Linked DNA regions of Mus musculus: region 1 is linked to region 2. The links are chromatin loops, found by intact Hi-C in ENCODE. Cell type or tissue: left cerebral cortex. All regions are shown on one strand.

Region 1 (4,000 bases), 56 kb after region 2:
GGCTTGCATATAGAGTTGACTGTGCAATGCTTGTTGGTCTTGCGTCTTCACTGATCTTTGCTTCACTGTGAGAGGCACAGCTGAGAACTTTATCTGGTGTTCCTGTTGGCCCTGGTCCCTCCTGATAACTCGAGGCCTGGCTAAGGCCTGGCTGTCTCTGCTAGGCAGTGCCACTACTGCTGATTTCATGTTTGCTATCTTGACTCTGCTGAACTTGACTGCTAGTATATCTGTGAAGTGTTTGCGAGTGGATCAAGCTGCCGCTGCTGACCTGTGAACTGAACTGAACTGCTAGTTTCCTGACAATGCAGATGAGACTTTCTCCAAAGATAGTTTACAAAAAGTAAACTATAGTCTCCAAAGATAGACAGGTTCACTTCTCCATAGCCTTTCTTTTCCACCACCTCTGGTGAGTGGTGGGCCAAAAGGGAGGTTAAAGCATTTAAGAATCATCATTAAAAGTAGGCTTTGAAAAAAATAAATTTACAGTAGTGTCTGGATCCTGCCTCAATTTCTCAATGATCAACAAATTGGGCCAATGCTAGCCATTTACAGCCTCTGGAGCACTGTCTAGAGATTCAGATTCAAGAGGCCTGAGGTGCAGCCTGGATCAGGATGCTCTGAGAGTACTGCAGGCACTGTGATATACAACTACCTGCACCTGCAAACCACTGCTATGGGGATAGCAAGAACATAATAGGGCATTCAAGCAAGGTAGGGAGCCATGGTGGCCTCAATTCCCCATTTAAGGAAAGCTTCAAGCTTTCTTTAGAGTGTTGTCTGATCCAGCATTTTATAATTGGATTATTTTAAAATCCATTTGTTTATAGGTTATCAGGGTATCCTTTGTGTATTTCACAGTAGACAGGGGCTTACAGAAAAAGAGGAACCTTGCCGCATGTGAACAAGGGAGCCTATGCCCGTTTAACTTTGATTTGTAAACATGGACATTGACAAGCAAGGTAACCGTGAGGGGGAGAGGTTGGACTGGTGACAATTGTGGAATGCGATTTTCAGCCCAGTGTTGAAGAGAGAATAACAAAGTGGGACATCCTTCTGTGGGGGTACCCAGAAGGATGCAAGGGATTCACTCTAGAGACTCATAACAAAGGGGCCACAAAAAAATAGACTGAGAGAAAGATCCTCAAAATCCACTTCTCCCACACCAGCAGCTGCCCTGCTCCCATGGGGGTGCATTTGCCCAATCAGTGGACCTGTGGTAATTACATCCATGGGGCAGACCAGGCCTGGCAGCAAAGTATGAGGCTGATAACAAGAACACAGGCTGAGTGGACAGCCGCTGCAAAGCCAAAGAAGTCAAGAGAGAGTCTAATACATTTAAAAGCCCTCATCACCCACAGTGGAACTGGGTTCCCAGATAGGTGTCTTCTGCTCTGGTAAGAGAAGACTGACTTTTGGCAAGGGGACGAGGGGGCAGAAAACAACCTGCTGATGCAGGTGTGGTCACCATAGATACAGTGGATACAGTTCCCGTGCGTGCTCGTCCCAGCATCCTGCTCAGCGAGGTTTTAAACGTGAAGAAAAGCAGCAGACATTTGAAAGAGTTGCTAGCACAGAGGGAAGAGACAAAAAGAACCGGAAGAAAGAGAAAGGGTTCTGCAGCCAGAGACAGGATGCAGGGAGGCTGCTGCTCCCCTGCAGGGGAAACAAGCAGAGGGAAAGGCCTCAGGTATCAAAACTGAGACCATCACAATACATAATGCATGGGGAGGGATGGGATGTGGTCAATGGATGCATGGAGCATGGGAGTGGGGATGTCCCATTCAGTTGAGACATTGTCTCCAAAAGATTGGGCTGTATGGAAGCCTGCACTCTTAATTAGTGACAATGTGAGTGGGTCCAGCCCATTATGGGTGGTACCCCTGGGCTAGCCATCCTGAGTGCTATAAGGAAGCAGGCTAAGCAAGACAGTAAATGGTATTCTTCCATGGCCTCTGCTTCTGTTCCTGCCTCTAGGTTCATGCCTCGAGTTCCTATCCTGACTTCCCTCAATTACGGACTGTGATCAGACATGAGAGCAGAAATTAACCCTCTTCTCCTTAAGGTGTCTCTAGTCATAGTGTTTATCATAGCAACTGAAACCCTAAGACAATCAAGAGGAAGTCAGAGTGAGGCAAAACGACAGGACCTCTCCCAGGATGAACCTTCCAGTGGAAGCTGTCTGTGTGAACGCTCAGTGGATGAAGAGAAGCTTTGCTGAGAGCAACACCCGGGCTCAGCCTCACACCTCCATCCCTTTCAGAAGAGCCAGGGAAAGTGTCTTTCTATAAATTGTTTGAGTTGTGTCTTCCTTGAGGCAGATGGTGGAGACGTAGAGGAGGGAACAAGGATTCTCAGGGTAATTAATGCCAGAGCAGTGTGGGATGTGGGAGAGCCAGGCCAGTCTAGGGAAGGAGAGGAAACTGCATGGTCTTAGAGATAAGAACAGATCAACATGGGATTTTAGACTCCCAGATCCGAGACTTCTGAATGCAGGTGGGGAAAATGCTTTCCATTTAATAGTCATTACAGTCAGTTTGGCATGATGGCTTGTCAGCTGTGGATCCCAAGTGAGGACATAGCATCTCATTTAATGGATCCCAGAAGAGGACACAGCATCTCATTTAAAGGTTCCATTGGCTCCGTGGAGTGTAGGTGAACTTTCATTTTACAGACACAGATTCTGAGCCTCAGAGAGCTGAAGTTGCTTGTCTGGGTCACACAGCTGGAGAGAAGCAGAGGCCAGGCTCTCTCCTACAACTTCCCAACATCCACTTCAGCTCATTTCCCACCGTGTACATGGGAGAGCAGCTGGCCTGCCCGTGTCATCCGTGGGCACTGTATCCTAGGCGTGGTTACTGAAGCATTCTCAGTTGTCAAATGTATTAGACTCTCTTGATTTCTTTGGTTTTGCAGTGGTTGTTCGCTCGGCCTGGAACTGTGTTCTCCTTCCCTTCCACTGAGTGATTGTCCCTCACACTACAAGGTAGATGCCACCCTCTCTAGAAAAATTTCCATTGCATTTGTCCCCATGGCTCTCCCACTCCTGGGTTCTTTTATGGCCATACTCCTCTGTATTCTGACACTTGCTTTTCTAAACCCTGAGGTGTCCTGCCTGCAGAGGCTTTCCCTGACGCCTCTCTGTAGGGTCCAGTGTGCTAGGACACCCAGAAGAAAAAAAAATGAGAAGAATCGTGTGCCTATGGAAGGCAAGGGTTATGGATGCCCGGAACCTGCCATGGTCTGAAGACCCGTTCCAGTGGTCACGGGCCTTTATGAGGCAGAAATCTCAGGAGCACTGGCTCAGCTGCAAAGAGGGAGCAACTTGGGAGACAGTTTGCAAGAGAGAGCAGTGCAAGGGGCCTGGTGGCCAGAGAGTGAAGGCACAGTTGTCAGGGGCTTGTGACTCACTTCCAGAATCTAACTCCTCCGTCAAAGCCATGTCCTCAAAGGGCAACTTTCCTAATCATTTCCCCTGTGGCCCTTCAGAGATAGGATAGCTGGGTTCAGACAAGCTTCAAAGGCTTCCTTTACAATTCCATTTGACACGACTTCAAGAACTGTTAAATTTATCTTCGCTTCCTTTGCTCCCTTGCTTGCAGACAGAGCTGCCACGGCTGTGCTGTCTCTGGAGGTAAAGTTACCCCCACTGGAGGCATGAATCACCAAATCAGAAGTTCAGGCAGCCAGGAGCCTCAGAGCTAAATCGTCACTGAGACTGCCTTTGATGTACAGAGGACTGGAAGTCAGGAGAGGTGGTTCACCCCAGAGAGACAGCATGAGCACTTGGTGGCCAGTAGGAGTTGGCTATTCACCTCCCAGTCCGTAACACGGGGCAGATATCATAGTTTCTTTTCTATTACTGTGGAGGTACACCATGACCAAGGCAACTTACAAAAGAAAGCATTTAACTAGGGGCTTACTGACAGTCTCATGAGGTCATGACCATCATGGTGGGGAGCATGGCAGAGAAGGCAGGCATGGCCCCACACCAGTAGCT
Region 2 (4,000 bases):
ATTTTTGTATTGGCTTTATCTCCTGTTCCTTTTTTTGAAAATGTGCTCATCAGAATCAAGAATGTTCTGGTAGAATGTTTTACTCAAAATACCATTTTCCTTCCTTTCACTTTGCATCTGTCTGTGTTCTTGTCAATGAGGGTTCTTGTAGATAGAAATTAGTTGGAACTTGCTTTTTTAACTTATTCTATGCTTTTTGGCTGGGGACTTAGACCCTTTACATTTAAAGTTATTACTGGTAAACACAAGCTAATTTCTCCCTTACTCATCTTAGAAATGTTCTAGTTTACTGAGTCAACAAGCGTTAGTTATTTTCTATTTCTCATTTGTTTATTCATAGTAAAATTTGTTCTTTCCCTAGCCTGTATGATGTGTATCACTTCCTTCCTCTTCTGTATGTAGTATGGTTTTGAGTACCTACTGGAGTGCTGGCTTGGTAATCTAAATTACTTAAATTCATGCATATCAAGGAAGGTCTTCATTTGTCCCTTGAATTTAAATGTTAATTTTGCTGGGTATAATAATCTTGATTGGTAGTATACTTCTCGTGACTTGAAACATATTTGTCTGTATTCTTCTAGCCAATGGGGTCTGTGCTCACAGTCTGCTCTCATCCTAACAGGTTTGTCTCTGTAAATAACTCACCATTTCTCTCTGGCAGTTCCCTATATTCTTTGTTCTGTACTCTTGAATTTTAGCTTTCATGTGACATAGAAAGGTTCTTTTCTGGTGATGTCTCTTTGGGGTTCTAAATACCTCCTGTACCTGTATATCAATTTCTTTCCTTAAGTTTGGGAAATGTCCTGCTATAAAGTCTTGATGTTCATTATACCTTTCATCTATATTTTGGTTGCTTATCCTATGTGGAAGATTCACAGGCTTGCTGTCTTAATTGGGTCCCCAAATTCCTTAATGCTATAGTTGTTATTGTTTTTGCTATCTCAGTGTAACAATTCCTCACATTTTCTTCAGCTCCTCAACCTTTCCCTCTGCCCTGTCTAATCTCCAGGGGATATTTCCCACTTTGTCTATAATTTACAGAGTGTTTCATTTCCAATATTTCTTCTTTGTTGTTAGAATAGGCCAAGGGTCTTTATGAAAGGAACTTATTTGGATATTTGGGGCACAGAGAAGATGGCCATGAGAAGTCAGAGGCAAAGATCACAGAGATAAAAGAGACATAGAATGAACAGAAGGGAGAGAAAGTAGAAGGGAAGGGGGAAGGGAGAGAAGGGAGAGAGGATGGGAAAGAAGAGAAGAGAGAAAATGGAGAGGAAGAGAGAGGAGAGTGTGGGGGGAAGGGAAGAGGGAGAGGGGGGAGAGGGAGGGGGAGAGGGAGGGGAGAGGGAGGGGGAGGGGGGAGGGGGAGAGGGAGAGGGAGAGGGAGAGGGAGAGGGAGAGGGAGAGGGAGAGGGAGAGGGAGAGGGAGAGGGAGGGAGTAGCCCCGCTTAACCTTGATCTTGGGCCTATGGTTTCCAAAACTGGGAGATGCATTTCTGTTATTTGAATGTACTAGCTTGTCTGTACTAGCTTGCTACAGCAGCCACAGTGGATGCATTCTGGCAGTCAGTCATGTGGCAGTGGAGGTAGGAATTACAGACAAATTCCTTTGCTGGATTTTGAGGTTTAGCCCAAACCACAGCTAGGAGGAAGGCAGCTGAGGTGGGAACTGTGGAAAGTTTGGAAGCTGCAGTTGTCATTGTCTCTGCTGAGTAAAAACCAGTTCTGGAAGCTTTCTAAATGTCTGTTAAACCTCAAAGCTTGGCATAACCTGGTAGTGCACTCCTTAGAACCCAGCACTAGGGAGTCAGAGGCAAGAGGTCCATGAGTTTGAGGCCAAAAAGACCCTGTTCTATATTAGTCAGGGTTTTCTAGTGGAATGGAACTTACAGAATGAATCCTTTCTTTCTTTCTTTCTTTCTTTCTTTCTTTCTTTCTTTCTTTCTTTCTTTCTTCTTTCTTTTGTTCTTTCTTTCTTTCTATTATCTATCTATCTATCTATCTATCTATCTATCTATCTATCTATCTAATCTGTCTACCTATCTATAGGGGTTTATTAGAATGGCTTACAGGTGGTCCAGCTAGTCCTACAATGGCTTTCTACCAAGGAAAGAAAGTTGTTCAGCAGTCGTTCAGTCCACAAGGCTAGATGTCTCAGCTTGTTTTCAGTATATGCCTGAATCTGAAAAAAGTAGACTTTAAACTTAGACTTGCCAGAGAGAGCAAGAACAAACAGATAAAGATAGCAAGCTTCCTTCTTCCATGTCCTATATATAGTCTGCCAGCAGAAGGTGTGGACTGGATTAAAAGTGGATTTTCCCACCTCAAAATATCCAGATTAGAAGTGAATCTTCCCTTCAAATGATTTGATTAAAAAAAAAAATCCTTAGTGGTGTATCCAGCCACTAAGTTTGGTTTTAGTTAATTCCAGATGTATTGAAGCTGACAACCAGCAAACTATCTAAAAAAAGAAAAAAGAAAGAAAGAAAATGAAAAAAAAAAAAGCATTCAATCAGCCAATCATTCGGCCAATCAATCACCCAGGCTCAGCCACTGGAACTTAGAAGTGTTTTAAAGAGCGATCGCTTGTGATTTCTTCTGAAGACAAACATTTCAGAAGTGAGCTTGGCAGAAAATCTTAAAGCACACAGCCATGTGTTCCTACTCAAGTTGCAGTCAGCAAGCTCACTAATTAACTCTACCCGAGGCTGTGGGGAAAGATAAGAAGGAAAACTGAGCAGGGAGAGACTCAAGGGAGAATGGGGGGTAGGTAGGGGAGGAGATCAGGCTTAGAGTTAGGCAAATTCTGGTTGTGCCCCATCTATGCTGCATGTAGGGCAGGCTAAGCAAGGCTTCCTGGAGCCTAGAGAAAACGAAGGAGGAGAATGAGGGAGAGAAGGAAAAGGAAGAGGAGCAGAAGATGATGATGACATAGTCAGGTGGTGGCTCACACCACTCAGGAGGGCAACAGAAGCAGGTGGATATCTGTGAGTTCGAGGCCAGCTTGGTCTATAGAGTGAGTTCCAGGACAGTGGAGGGTATGCAGAAAAACACTGTCTCAAAAACCAACCAACCAACCAAACAAACAAACAAACAAACAAACAAACAGCAGCAGCAACAATAACAACAAAAACACCAAACTAATTCTCTCTTACAGAGATGATGTGGTCCTTAGGATGCGCATGGCAATGCTCTTGGTGGAGCAGGTGCTCAACTGCAGGAAGCTAATCAGAACCTTGAAAGCTCTCTGGTATTCCTGGACAAGTGGAGTGTGCGCTGTACCCTCACTGAGGAGCTTGTCCACATGCCTCTGTCACAATGAATGGCTCAAGTCTTTCATTTCCAAAGCCCACCTGCCCTGTGCCTACAGCTGCCTGGGGTGACAAAGTGCTGTCCTGCCACCACAGTGGCCAGATTAGTTTCCTATGCCTGCTATAACAAATGAAGACAAATGTGGTGACACAAAACAGGAAGTTGTCATCTCAGACCTGGGTGCTGGAAGCTTGGGATTGGACAGCGCCTTGCTGATCACACTTTAAGAACCTTAACTAACTGTTCACTAACAGTTTTATTTCCAGGCAAGGTTGCATCCCAAAGATCCAAGCAAACATGAATCTTGGTGGATGTCATTCAATCCACCATGAGAGAGGAACACACTATGGCTTAAATATGGAACGCTTCCTACAGAATTCATGTGTTGAATAATTGATCCCCCAAATGGTAGTATTCTCTCTCTCTCTCTCTCTCTCTCTCTCTCTCTCTCTCTCTCTCTCTCTCTGTGTGTGTGTGTGTGTGTGTGTGTGTGTGTGTAAACTTTAGGAGGAGGTAAGACTCTGGAGGATATAGGTCCCTGTGAGTGTGTCTTGAAGGTTACATACATAGTCTCAGGCTATCCCACCCCACTTTCCATTTGCCCAGAGGTGAACAACCTCTTTCTGCTCAGTCCTTCTGTGTGTGTGTGTGTGTGTGTGTGTGTAAACTTTAGGAGGAGGTAAGACTC

The links. Peaks named below come from ENCODE experiments on the same cell type or tissue, not always from the same donor. Only the 100,000 strongest peaks of a DNase experiment are listed, where the experiment ranks them.
Region 1: a loop joins it to region 2, with 2.0 times the contacts of the local background. A loop is called at or near these places in 1 of 42 quality-filtered maps.

What each region holds. Positions count from the first base shown.
Region 1 is chr5:38,425,639-38,429,638 of GRCm38, forward strand. The region is part of intron 5 of Slc2a9 (solute carrier family 2 (facilitated glucose transporter), member 9); the gene reads right to left. Among named protein-coding and RNA genes, the nearest start is that of Slc2a9, 53 kb to the right of the region's middle. In left cerebral cortex, no CTCF peak of the experiment used is centred here; DNase peaks (open chromatin) are centred at 2,315 and 3,638.
Region 2 is chr5:38,369,885-38,373,884 of GRCm38, forward strand. All of the region lies in intron 10 of Slc2a9 (solute carrier family 2 (facilitated glucose transporter), member 9), which reads right to left. Among named protein-coding and RNA genes, the nearest start is that of Gm40290, 16 kb to the left of the region's middle. In left cerebral cortex, no CTCF peak of the experiment used is centred here; DNase peaks (open chromatin) are centred at 1,667, 2,295 and 2,661.